Linked DNA regions of Mus musculus: region 1 is linked to region 2. The links are chromatin contacts, found by Hi-C in ENCODE. All regions are on one chromosome and are shown on one strand. The core of a region is the stretch at or near the end of the contact, and the rest is flanking DNA. Distances in the headings are between cores, read along the strand shown. Region 1 holds the start of Mboat7 (membrane bound O-acyltransferase domain containing 7). Region 2 holds the start of Epn1 (epsin 1).

Region 1 (5,178 bases), core at 136-2,635, 1.4 Mb after region 2:
TTCTCTGCCAAAGCGTACCACCATCTCTCGTCCCCTCAGAGAGACCTCCCGCCATAGTGGTGCACCGCCCTTTTTGCAAAGTGGGTGTCTTCTTATGCGTCCGTCAAATCTCAGAACCTCAATGTAGGGTGGTTTGCTCAAGCCACACCCTCTTCTAAATACTTGGAGCCCAGCCCCTCCCCTTTCGAAGTGCCCAGATTCGCCTTTCCCGCCTATTCTGAGTCGGACTTTAAAAGAAACCCAGTCCTGTCTTGCGCCAGCTGTTCGATGTTCCAGCATCCTAAATTCGGCTCAATCGGGAGTCCTGCCTACCCGAACGCAAGCGTTTCAGCCTTCGGAAGATCTCGACTCTATTCCCGAACGCATGCGGGAGATCTCGGCTCAGTAGAATCAGCCACCCCCTCTAAGTTGCAAAAGGTTCAGCATTCGACCCTAGCCAGATCCCATCGTTCTTCCAGCTGTGGCCCCGCCCACTTCCTACCCAATTTAAGGAGTTCACAATTACGATTGAATCCACAGTCGCACTCGAGGTGCAGTGTGCGTCGTGGCTCCCTTTCAATCTGTCGTACTGTCCTCAGGCAGAGGCAATAAGTCAACCCCTAGCCAACACCAACTCTCGGCTAAGGCGGAGCTGGCCCTACGTAGCGCGTCCTCCGTCATCCCGTCAGGTCAGCAAAGCGGAAAAGCCAAGAAAGCCCTCACTGCCACTCCGGTCTGCACAAATGGGACCTTGAGGGTCATTGCTCTGGCCTCGCCCCCAAATCCACCAGTCATGTCGGCCCCGCCCCTTCGCCGTTTTCCGGTCTTCTGTGGCTCCGCCTTCCTCCCTCAAGACTATTAGCTCAGCCTGTTAAGTCTACTGATTATTTCCAAAGTTAGGCCAAAACGGCTGCCCTCAATATCATTTGACCGTGACCTGAAAAAGCATTCAGCTATCTGAAGTAAGTCCAAATATGCGATCCCGCCCACACCCCGTGGTTCTTTGACTCTCGGACCCCGGCTGATTCCGACTATCTCCGAAGTAAGCCGAAGCATGCGGTCCCGCCTACTTCGTTCTGCGTTCTTGAGCCCGCCTAACACTACACAACGACTTTTGGACCCGATTATTTCCGAATCAAGCCGAAGTGTGTGGTCCCGCCTACATCCGGCCGAGTTTGTAAACGCATCTAATTCCGAGCCGTGACTTTGGAATTCGGCTATCCCCGAAGTAAGCCGAAGCTGTGGCACTCCATGCCGAGGGCTTGAATGACCGAGTGTGCCCGAAGGAATCCGAAGCTGAAAGTCTGTCTCTGAGCTCCAGGTCCCTCCTCCTCAAGTCTCAACGGGACTCGAAGATCTTGGCCCCGCCTCTCTGACCCGAAACCCCGCCCCTTCACGTACTGGCAGCTCTTTGCCCGGGGACCTCCTAGAAAGATCGCGACAGGCATCTTGCGGCAGACTGGTGTTCTGGGTACCTTTCTTGCGGTGCTGTAACTCGTACAGCCGCGGCTCTCGGGGCCTGGACCGCGCAGCCCTGCCGGCGCCCTCCAGAACGGGCAGTGCGGGGGCGTGCTGAGCTGGGGAGGCGTGGCGCGAGCCGAGGCGGCCTCGAAAAGGAGCTCCGCAGTCTTCTGGCCCACGGACGGTTCAGGTGGGCCCAGGTTGGGTTGCATGGCGGCGTCACGAAGATCGTAGGGTGGCGGGGTGCGGGGACAGCGCCCAGAGCGTGGCCGGGCTGGGTGGCGTAACCGCCTGTGGATCTGCCGAGGCAGAATCGGATACACGCTGGCCTTCGCTGCGCGGGGCTGGGCTACGAAAGGTGCTTGCAGATCGTACAGGGTCATTGCCTTCTCTCCGAGGTACGGGTTAAAGAGGAGCCCAGAGCTCAGAGCTTAGAAAACAGGATGCTAAATGCTGGGCTTCTCCGAGCTGGGCGGGAGTGGGAGTACTGGGTCCTGTAAGACGCAGAGGAAATTGGGGACCCAGAAGGGCTCCAATGTACTCAGGAGGGTGAGGATGATACAGATTCCTGGGCTCTCAGAGAAGAGGGGTGTTGTGAAGGATTGTTTTTCTGGCCGGAAGGTGTGGGTCATAAATGGAAGTAGAAGTACTTTTGATTTCAACATTGGCAAAGGGGTGGGGTGGGGGCTTAATTCTTGGGTCCTGGAAGGAGGAGTGAGCTGGAGGCCTGGGTTCTCAAAGGGGATTCTACTGTCTTCAAAAGAGGAAGGGACTGGAATACTGGTTCTCACTGTGAGTCCTTCCTCCCCCAGACCATGACACCCGAAGAATGGACATATCTAATGGTCCTTCTTATCTCCATCCCTGTTGGCTTCCTCTTTAAGAAAGCTGGTGAGTCAGGTTCCTTGTCTAGTGGAAAATTAGGGTGAGGGAGCTGGGGTGGGGAATCACCCCTCCCGAAGGTTCTAGGCTTATACTTTACCTTTTCCTTTCAGGACCTGGGCTGAAGAGATGGGGGGCAGCAGCTGTGGGCCTGGGGCTCACCTTATTCACCTGTGGCCCCCACAGTTTGCATTCTCTGATCACCATCTTGGGAACCTGGGCCCTCATTCAGGCCCAGCCCTGGTGAGAACTAGGTGGTGAGAAAGGAAGAAGGATGCAGAGAAGCAGCAGTCTGTTTCCTCTTCGAGTCTTCTATTTCTTCTCCTTTAATCTTACTGTGTGTCGCTATGCCTTGGCCATCTTTCTTCCCACCTTGTGTCTTTGCCCCAGTCCTCAGTATCCATGTGGCAGACTGACTTCCATAGTCCAGTCAGGCTGAGCTCTGGCTGAAGTGCCTTCCTTCTTCCAGAAGCTTCTCTTAATGCCGGTCATTCTTTTCTTATCTCTGGCTGTGCCTCTTCTGTCTCTGTTACTCACCAGTCTTCTCACCTCTTCTTCTCTGTCTGAATGTGGGCAGGGGCGGGGGTGGGTATCTCAGGAGAAGGAAACAGAGGCTAAGGTCCCTGTACCCAACATTATGACTTCCCACCTCTGTCCTAGCTCCTGCCATGCCCTGGCTCTTGCCTGGACCTTCTCCTATCTCCTCTTCTTCCGAGCCCTCAGCCTGCTGGGCCTGCCCACTCCCACGCCCTTCACCAATGCTGTCCAGCTGCTGTTGACACTGAAGGTGAGACTTGGCGAACACTACTTCTTTTAGTCTCCCTGGGAGCTGGGGAGCCTCCTTGCTTTCTCCTCCCAGACTTTCTCATAGTAGGGGGAGGGCTGTGGAGTTTTATCTTTCACAAACCCTAAGCTTGGGACTTCATTTCTCCCTGGGGACAGAGTTCACCTCCCACATCCTCTGGAGCAAGTCTTCACCTCTCCACTCATTGCAGGATAAGGAGATAACCTGAGTGCTCTATCACAAGCCATTTGGCACACCTAGAATCTTCCTCCCCAGTGTGTTTTGCTAACATGCTCTTCTTGAGTCTGTAGCAAACCGTCCTCCAAGGAGGAAAATTACTCTATAGAGAAGGTATCCGGCCCAAGGGCTCAAAGCTGGGACAAAGTGCAGGTTTGGTTTTTCATTTTTGAAACAGAGGCTCGTGTAGCACCCTATGTTGGTCTCAAACAAAGAAGACACTGAACTTTTGATTCTGCCTCCAGCTCCCGAGTGCCAGAATTGTAGGCTTGCACCACTGTGCTTGGTTTATTATGGTTCTGGGGACTCGAGCCAAGGACCTCAACACACTAGGCAAGCACTTGACCAAATGAACTACATTCTTAGCCATGGGTCTGAATCTTAATCACCTAAGAAAAGGGCAAGAAGTGAGTGGTCCTCAGTGCCTAGCCCAGACTACAACAGTCGTGAGCTCTTGCTATGTTCTAGGCTCCAGCAACGTAGCCATGGACAGTCCAGCCAGGTGGAGAACTGGTTTCTCCAGACATCTTTGTTCTTATGGCAGACACAACATTAGGCAGAGATTGGTCAGCTGTGCATTGGAAGAAGTGCCTTTTGGGTGTGTACGAACCTACACATGTAGATAGGAACAGGCTGGGCATTGCAAACTATGCTTGCCACGTCCACGCACTTTCTGAATAACACGTGGTTGAAAGGGCAACGGAAGCCAGGCCATAGGGGGCTCTGTGGCCCCATGCCCTCAGGAAGAAGTTTGTTTGTTTGTTTGTTTGTTTGTTTGTTTGTTTGTTTGTTTTTGACCTAAGTTTGAATCCTGACACCTAGACTGAGTGGCTCTGGAAGAAACAAAAACAGAAAACCCAAAAGGCTCGAGTGCTGGTGAACACTGGTAATTCCAGCTCTCGGCAAGTAAAGGCTGCAGAATGAGGAGTTTGACAATAGTTTGGATTGTATAAGACCCTGTCTGGAACAGACCAGTTAGGTGACTATGAAGCAGCTTGATCCATATACACTGTGGGCTGTAGACAGTGATTCCGATTCATGTGGGACATGTTGCTTTGAGGATGATTAGAGGGGTTTGGGTTATGACAATGGCTTGGTGAAAAGGAGACAGTATTCTTTAAAAAATAAAATAAAAAGCTGGACCAATAGCTGGGTCAGGGGAAGAACTGTATGTTGTGGAGCCTAAAAGGGAAAAGAACCCCATTCTACCCCTTAAAATCAGGAAGAAGTAGGAGAAGTGCTGGCTTGGTTCTCTTGCCTCTCTCTATCTGCTGGGGCTCTGTCCACTGAGACTAACATGAAGCAGGACACAGATGTGGCCTTTTAAGAGTTTTGTCTCAGGCTAAGATAGGTTGAGTAGATCTGGAAGGGCAGTTGGGACATCTTTACCCCCCATCCCTACCCAGTGGAGTCAGAAAGGAATATAATCTCAGTTCTCCTAAAGGGGAGCTGGGAGGACCACAAGTTCAAAGCCAGCCTGAACAACTTAGCATGTCTTCGTTTCAAAATATAAAAGGGGGTGGGGGGGGCTGGGATGTGGCTCAGTGTTAAAGCACTTACATAATGTTTGCAAGGCCCTATGTCTAAGTACTAGAACAAAAAGGAAGGAAGGCAGGCAAACAAGCTGTGGAGTTGTATGAAAGCAGAAAGAAAAAAGAGAGAGAAAGAGATAGAAGAGAGGAAGATTCTGGCAGCTCTCAGAGACTGAGCCACTAACCAAAGAGCATACATGGTTACCCTATACATGGGCTGGACCGAATCCCCCAGCACATAGGGCTTTCTTGTCTGCCACAGTGGAAGAGGAAGCACCTGACCCTGCAGAAACGTGATGTGCT
Region 2 (5,575 bases), core at 787-3,286:
TTAACAAGCACTTCCACAACCTTTACATCCTTCTAGGCACCCATTAAGTCCTTTGCGCTATCAACTCAATCCTTACAAATCCATGACTCACAGCCACTTTACACAGGAGGGAACAAGGGCACATTAGCACCTTGCCCAGGGACACACACCTCACAACTGGAGCAGCCTGGGTCCAGAGTAGACTCCGATCACCAGTCTGTGCCTCTCCAACAAGCCATGGAGGGAGATTTACTGAGCCCTACCATGATCCAACCTGAAGGAAGACATAGGAGAATAGGAAAGGCTGCTCTTTACCTTGAATTCAGGCCAGAAAATGGAGCACCTGCAAACAGGCATAACTAGGCAAAGAAAAAAAAAAAAAAAAAGCAGCTGGGTCCCAAGTCAGGCCTGGACAGACACCAGAAGACAAACATATGACAAACATAAGGAGACTGGGGGAGGGGAGAGAAAGGGAGGGAGAAAGGGAGAGAAAGAGGGAGGGGGGGAGAGAGAGAAGAGAAGAGAAGAGAAGAGAAGAGAAGAGAAGAGAAGAGAAGAGAAGAGACACACCAAAACTCGGGCAAAAAGAAAGCAATACAGCGAGGCAGGAGGACAGGGAGGACAGAAAGACAGGGACCCTGAAACAAAACACACACATGACACCCAGGGCTGGGGGGGGGTGGGAAGAGATATAACTTAAAAGAACACAAAATTTGCACTCAAATCCCGGCCACATAAGCAACCAGCAAAACAACCCTGTGACTCAGTTCACCTAACTGTGTAACAAAGGGAGGGGTGCTGCCCGGCAAGCTTGCTGATTAAATAAGACGGGTACATAAAGAACTTGGTTCTGTGCCCCACAGATAGTAGGCGCTCGGTACTCCTGGCTGCTATTATTATCAGAAAAAACATTTCCAAAAGGGTGGCATCTAAAGACGCACTATCCTAACACCAACTACCTACTTCAAGCATGTTCAAAAAAAACATACTAAATCTCACAAATGCTGCTGAAAATGGGGCCATTTTCCACAGTTAATTTAGAATTTCTTATTAAACAGTACAAACAATATAGTGAGTCCCCAAGGGGGACTCAAAAACCTGGTATCAAATACTAAGCGAGACAAAATCTCTAGTAACTAGAGCTACTAATAATCACATGCTTAACTCCAGGCCAGACACTGTAAGGCACTTTACCAGGACCACTCCAATGCGCAGAGACCCTGTGGTGCAGGAATTATGAATGCTTCCGTTTAGAAGACTAGGAAAACTGAAGACCAAGGCAAGCAGCGGGGGCTTTGGAATCCACAGCCAGAGCTCTTGTCAGAACACCAGAGACTCAGAAACCTGGGAAGCACATCCTAAGCAAAAGCAGTGGGTTCCTAGAAAGGAATTTTGGGCCTGGGGACGACAGCAATGACCCGGAGAGAAATAATGCACCAAGAGGGAGACCAGTCTGGGGAAATGAAGACACAGAAACCCAGAAAATACAAGCATTGCATGCATCCTGACAGGAACACGGAGCAATCCAAGACACAAACAGCACTCGGATCTCCAAGCCCTTTTGTACAAACACAGAAACACAGAAGCAGAGCAACACAGACAGCAGGGCCACGCGAGACGGGGACACTGACAATCCCAAAAAAAGACACACACCGGCAGGCAAACCCGACCCGGGCACAGCGGTACAAAAGCAGCCACAAGCCATCAGCGGCTGGAACACCGGCTCCGAGGCTGGCTGGACCCGCGCGCGCCACGGCCCAGGCCGGAACACCGGACTTGCCGCGACGGAGGCCAGCATTGCGCCCCTCGCTCACCTCGGCCCGCTTATACCGGGCTTCCAGGGGTCATGACGGTCAGCCCCCTGCCCCCGCTCGGCCTCGGTGTCGCGGGGCGCGCGCCGAGCTGCGGGAAGCAGAAGTGCGCACGTGCGCACGCACAGACGCACGGAGGGCCGCACAGCGACGGCCCCGCCGCCCCGGCGCCCGGGAGGGGCGCAGAGAGCCGGGCGGGGGAGGGGAGCCGCCGAGCGGACGGGAAGCAACCGAAGGTGGCAGCGGACCGGAAGCGGAAATGAACTCACGTGCCCCGCCCTCTGCACTTCGCCCGGCAGCCTCCACTTCCGCGACCAAACCCACCCCGGCACCATTTCCGGCGCACGGGACTGCGCGTCCTTATGCCCTTGCGTCACTTCCGCATCTACGCAGCAGTGGAGACGCGTAAAGGTCCAAGCCTTGAAGCCTCCACTGTGGCTACCCTCGCGGGACCCTCAGGCCTGCCTCCTTCCCTGGGTGCCACCCTCCACACCCTCGGCCGAAAGAGACGGGCGGACACACTGGACACAGATGAGGATCCATAAAGTAAAATACAACAAAATGTTTAATGAGCAAATTCGTATTAGCAAATATGAAACTGCCACAGAGAGGGGGAGCGGGACAGAGACCACGGGTTGAGTCAGGAAGACTAAGGAGAAGAACCAACTACTTAAGAAACCAGGGTGGAGAACAGGAAGGACCAGAAGCCAAAGGACGGGAGCTGTGGTCCTGCAAAGGGAGAGGGCAGGGCACTGAGGGCCAGACAACAAAATTCAAAATAGTTTGGCCATAAAATATAAACACGCTATGTTCCTACCATGGGGGAAGAGAGGAGGAAAGGGGTGTAAGGGATAAGAGGCTGTTTGGGAAGGGGCTGTGGAGGTCCTACCCGCCCTGCTGTGCACACAGTCCCCATCCCAGCCCGTTCCCTCTGTGTCTGTGTGGGTGCATGTGTCTGTGTGGGCCTGTGTGCACTTGCCCAGTCCCCTTCCTGCCCTAGCCCCCCACCCCCCACCCCCCTTAATTGCTGCCATTCCAGTTGCTGCCGGCTGTCATTCGGCTGTCACTCCTCTGCCCATCTTCTTCAAGAGGGGGGAAAGGAGGAGGGGACAGGTGGGGGGAAAGTCCCCAGCCAGCCCTGCCCCCACCCTCCCCCAGCCACCTCTACCAGAAGTCCCGACGGTGGTAAGAATCAGGGTCACAGTATTTTGTGACCACCACTCTGTTGGCGAACTTGCGACCGGTTAGACCCTGCATGGCTTTCTGGCAGTCAAACACAGAGGTGAACTCCACGAAGATCTGTAGGAACAAGAGGCATATCTGTGAACAAGGTTGGCTCCTAGCATCTACTCAGCATTCATTTAAAGTACAGAATCAGCACAGGAAATGAGAGAACACCTCACCACACTGCACAGAGGACTTCAGTTCAGTATGAGGGTGTTTACCCAAACGTTCTCCAGTACCCAAGAACAAGGCACAGAAGCGAGACATCACAGAAATGAAGAAAACCAGGCAGGCCTGAGTCACTTAAGTACACGGGGCAGTGGCCAGAGGCAAGACCCCAGAGGAGAGAAGGGGTCACTTCTGCATCATGCACCCTACAGTGTTCCCCAAGCCACAACTGTCATGTTCTCCCCACAGACAAGGTAAGGAAAGCTCAGAAATTAGGACTCAAGCCCAACCTGAATTAAAACAGGTTCATCTATCCATGTTGACAAGCCTGCTTGAACCACTCAATCACCTTAAAGGAAATGATTACAATGAAGGTCCCCTAACATGGGAACTGCATGACTACCGCACTACTTTAACAAACCAGTTGACTTCAGAAGAGAGTGGAGAGAATATGAGATAAAAGTGATAGAAACTTTATGGGGCCAGCAAAATGGCCCTACAATTCCGGCATCCTGCATTCAACCCGACTCCTTCCCAAAACACTGTCCTATGCTTGCACAAAAACAAAAACAAGTGAGTTAAAAGGGGCTGGAGAGAGAGGGCTCAACAGTTAAGAGCACTGACTGCTCTTCCAGCGGTTCTGAGTTCAATTCACAGCAACCACACAGTGGCTCACAACCATCTCTAATGGGATCCGATGACGTTTTCAGGTGGGTCTGGCAGCGACAGTGTACTCACATACATTAAATAAATCTTTTTAAAAAATCTGTTAAAAAGAAACTGCAACCAAAATCAGGATTTGGACCTTACTGAAACAAGACATTTTAGAGATAGTAACATTTAAACAGAACTTAGGTAGACTAGACACCAAGGAATTAAATGAAGACTGTTTTACTATAATAGCATTCTTTAAAAAAACCAAGGTTATGGGTTTAGCCCGCTGGTTCTGGGGACAGAGATAATAAGCACTGTCTGTTAACACAGAAGTGTAGCTAGCACCTACTCTTTAAGCTTTAAGTACTCTTTAAGCTTTAAGTACTCACTGCATAATCCAGGTGTGAGGATACACATCTGCAATCCCAGCAGGGAGGCTGAGGCAAGATCACTAGCCCAAGATCAGTAGGGACTATGCAGTAAAACCCCATCTCAAAGCAGAAACAACCCCCCCCCCCAATATTGATAACTTAAAGCTGGATAATATACACTAAGCATCAGCATCAATCTCATATACTTTTAGAAGTTTAAGAATAGAACAAAGGTTAATATGGTAGCTAAGTGACACTAGTTCAAAGCTAGCCAAGCTGAGGCACCATAGTAAAACCCCATCTCAAATGAAAATCAATACACTCTCTCCCCCCGACAAAGAGTTAGCCGCTCAAGAGGCCAGTCTGTGCATTCAGAGATCCTGTATTTATTTACTCAATCCCCATTTAAGGCAGGCTTCCATTAAGGTGCCAGCCTGAATCAGAAAGAGTGGCATATCAAATACAGGCAAAGAAGCAGTCAAGAGGCTTTTTTAGTCAGATAGTCTTCTTCCTTTTGACTACTGCACCAGACCTCTGCTGCATTCCCAAGATTCATTTGAAACCTGCCCAGCCTCCCCATGTCTGAGTTTCTATCAATCCTCACCCACTTGGGAGTTCCCATCTACCCAGCTAACTGCTTCCTAGCTGACTCTATTAGGATATCTAAGTAACCTCAGAGGCAGTAGGCCTAAAAATGGCTCCACCTCACCTGTCACTCCCATCTCCACAAACTCATCCATTTCTCATTGCCCATTATAGTCACCACATCACTATGGACACAGAGATATTCTGAATGTCACTGGGCAATTTCGCCACTTCAAGTTTTATGGGGCATACAACCTGTATGTTTTCACTAGATAATATCACCTTGACTAAACAGTTTTATCTCCCAGCACAAGACATACTTTAAAGCAGGCCACCATCTTTCTCTTATACTAATACAGGCAACCCCATGGATCACCTGACTCATGACTCGGCACTCTCCATACATTATCAAAGAGCTAGCATTACATCAGCTTCCTTCTATCTGTGAAGCTCCACTCCTCTACAAGAAAACCCTAGGCTTCTTCCTCAAGTTCATAAGGACCTCCATAATCCTCTTGCAAAATTGGCCTCTTCTCTCAAATCCTGCTCATGGTCCTTTCAGCCATAACAAGAGTTCCTAAAAACCAATGGCTGAACATCCTGGCCTCATCTCATTCATACTCCTGCAATGTAGCAATTAGCTCTACAGGGGCAAAAGCAAGTCCCTACATTGAATATACCCTAACCCCAACCACACACACAGCAATCCTACCTAAAGTCTCTGCTTCTGTCCATCTGCCTAGGACAGGCACCTATCTAAAACCAGAACTTGGGTCTATGGAA

What was found. A loop is a pair of places that touch in the nucleus more often than their neighbours do.
Region 1: a loop to region 2 is called in a map of gastrocnemius, with 4 times the contacts of the local background. The contact joins the promoter of Mboat7 here to the promoter of Epn1 in region 2. A Hi-C loop is called at or near these places in 2 of 37 maps with a recorded cell type or tissue (T-helper 17 cell and gastrocnemius).

Annotation. Positions count from the first base shown.
Region 1 is chr7:3,689,193-3,694,370 of GRCm38, reverse strand. It overlaps Mboat7 (membrane bound O-acyltransferase domain containing 7), which reads left to right and starts at 1,385. Exons shown (of 8, transcript NM_029934.4): 1 at 1,385-1,630; 2 at 2,253-2,331; 3 at 2,436-2,565; 4 at 2,983-3,109. The coding sequence starts at 2,256. It overlaps Tsen34 (tRNA splicing endonuclease subunit 34), which reads right to left and starts at 761. Exons shown (of 5, transcript NM_001164204.1): 1 at 482-761.
Region 2 is chr7:5,076,696-5,082,270 of GRCm38, reverse strand. Epn1 (epsin 1) reads right to left here and starts at 2,036. Exons shown (of 12, transcript NM_010147.4): 1 at 1,794-2,036; 2 at 150-253. U2af2 (U2 small nuclear ribonucleoprotein auxiliary factor (U2AF) 2) reads right to left here. Exons shown (of 12, transcript NM_133671.3): 12 at 2,326-3,089. The coding sequence ends at 2,955.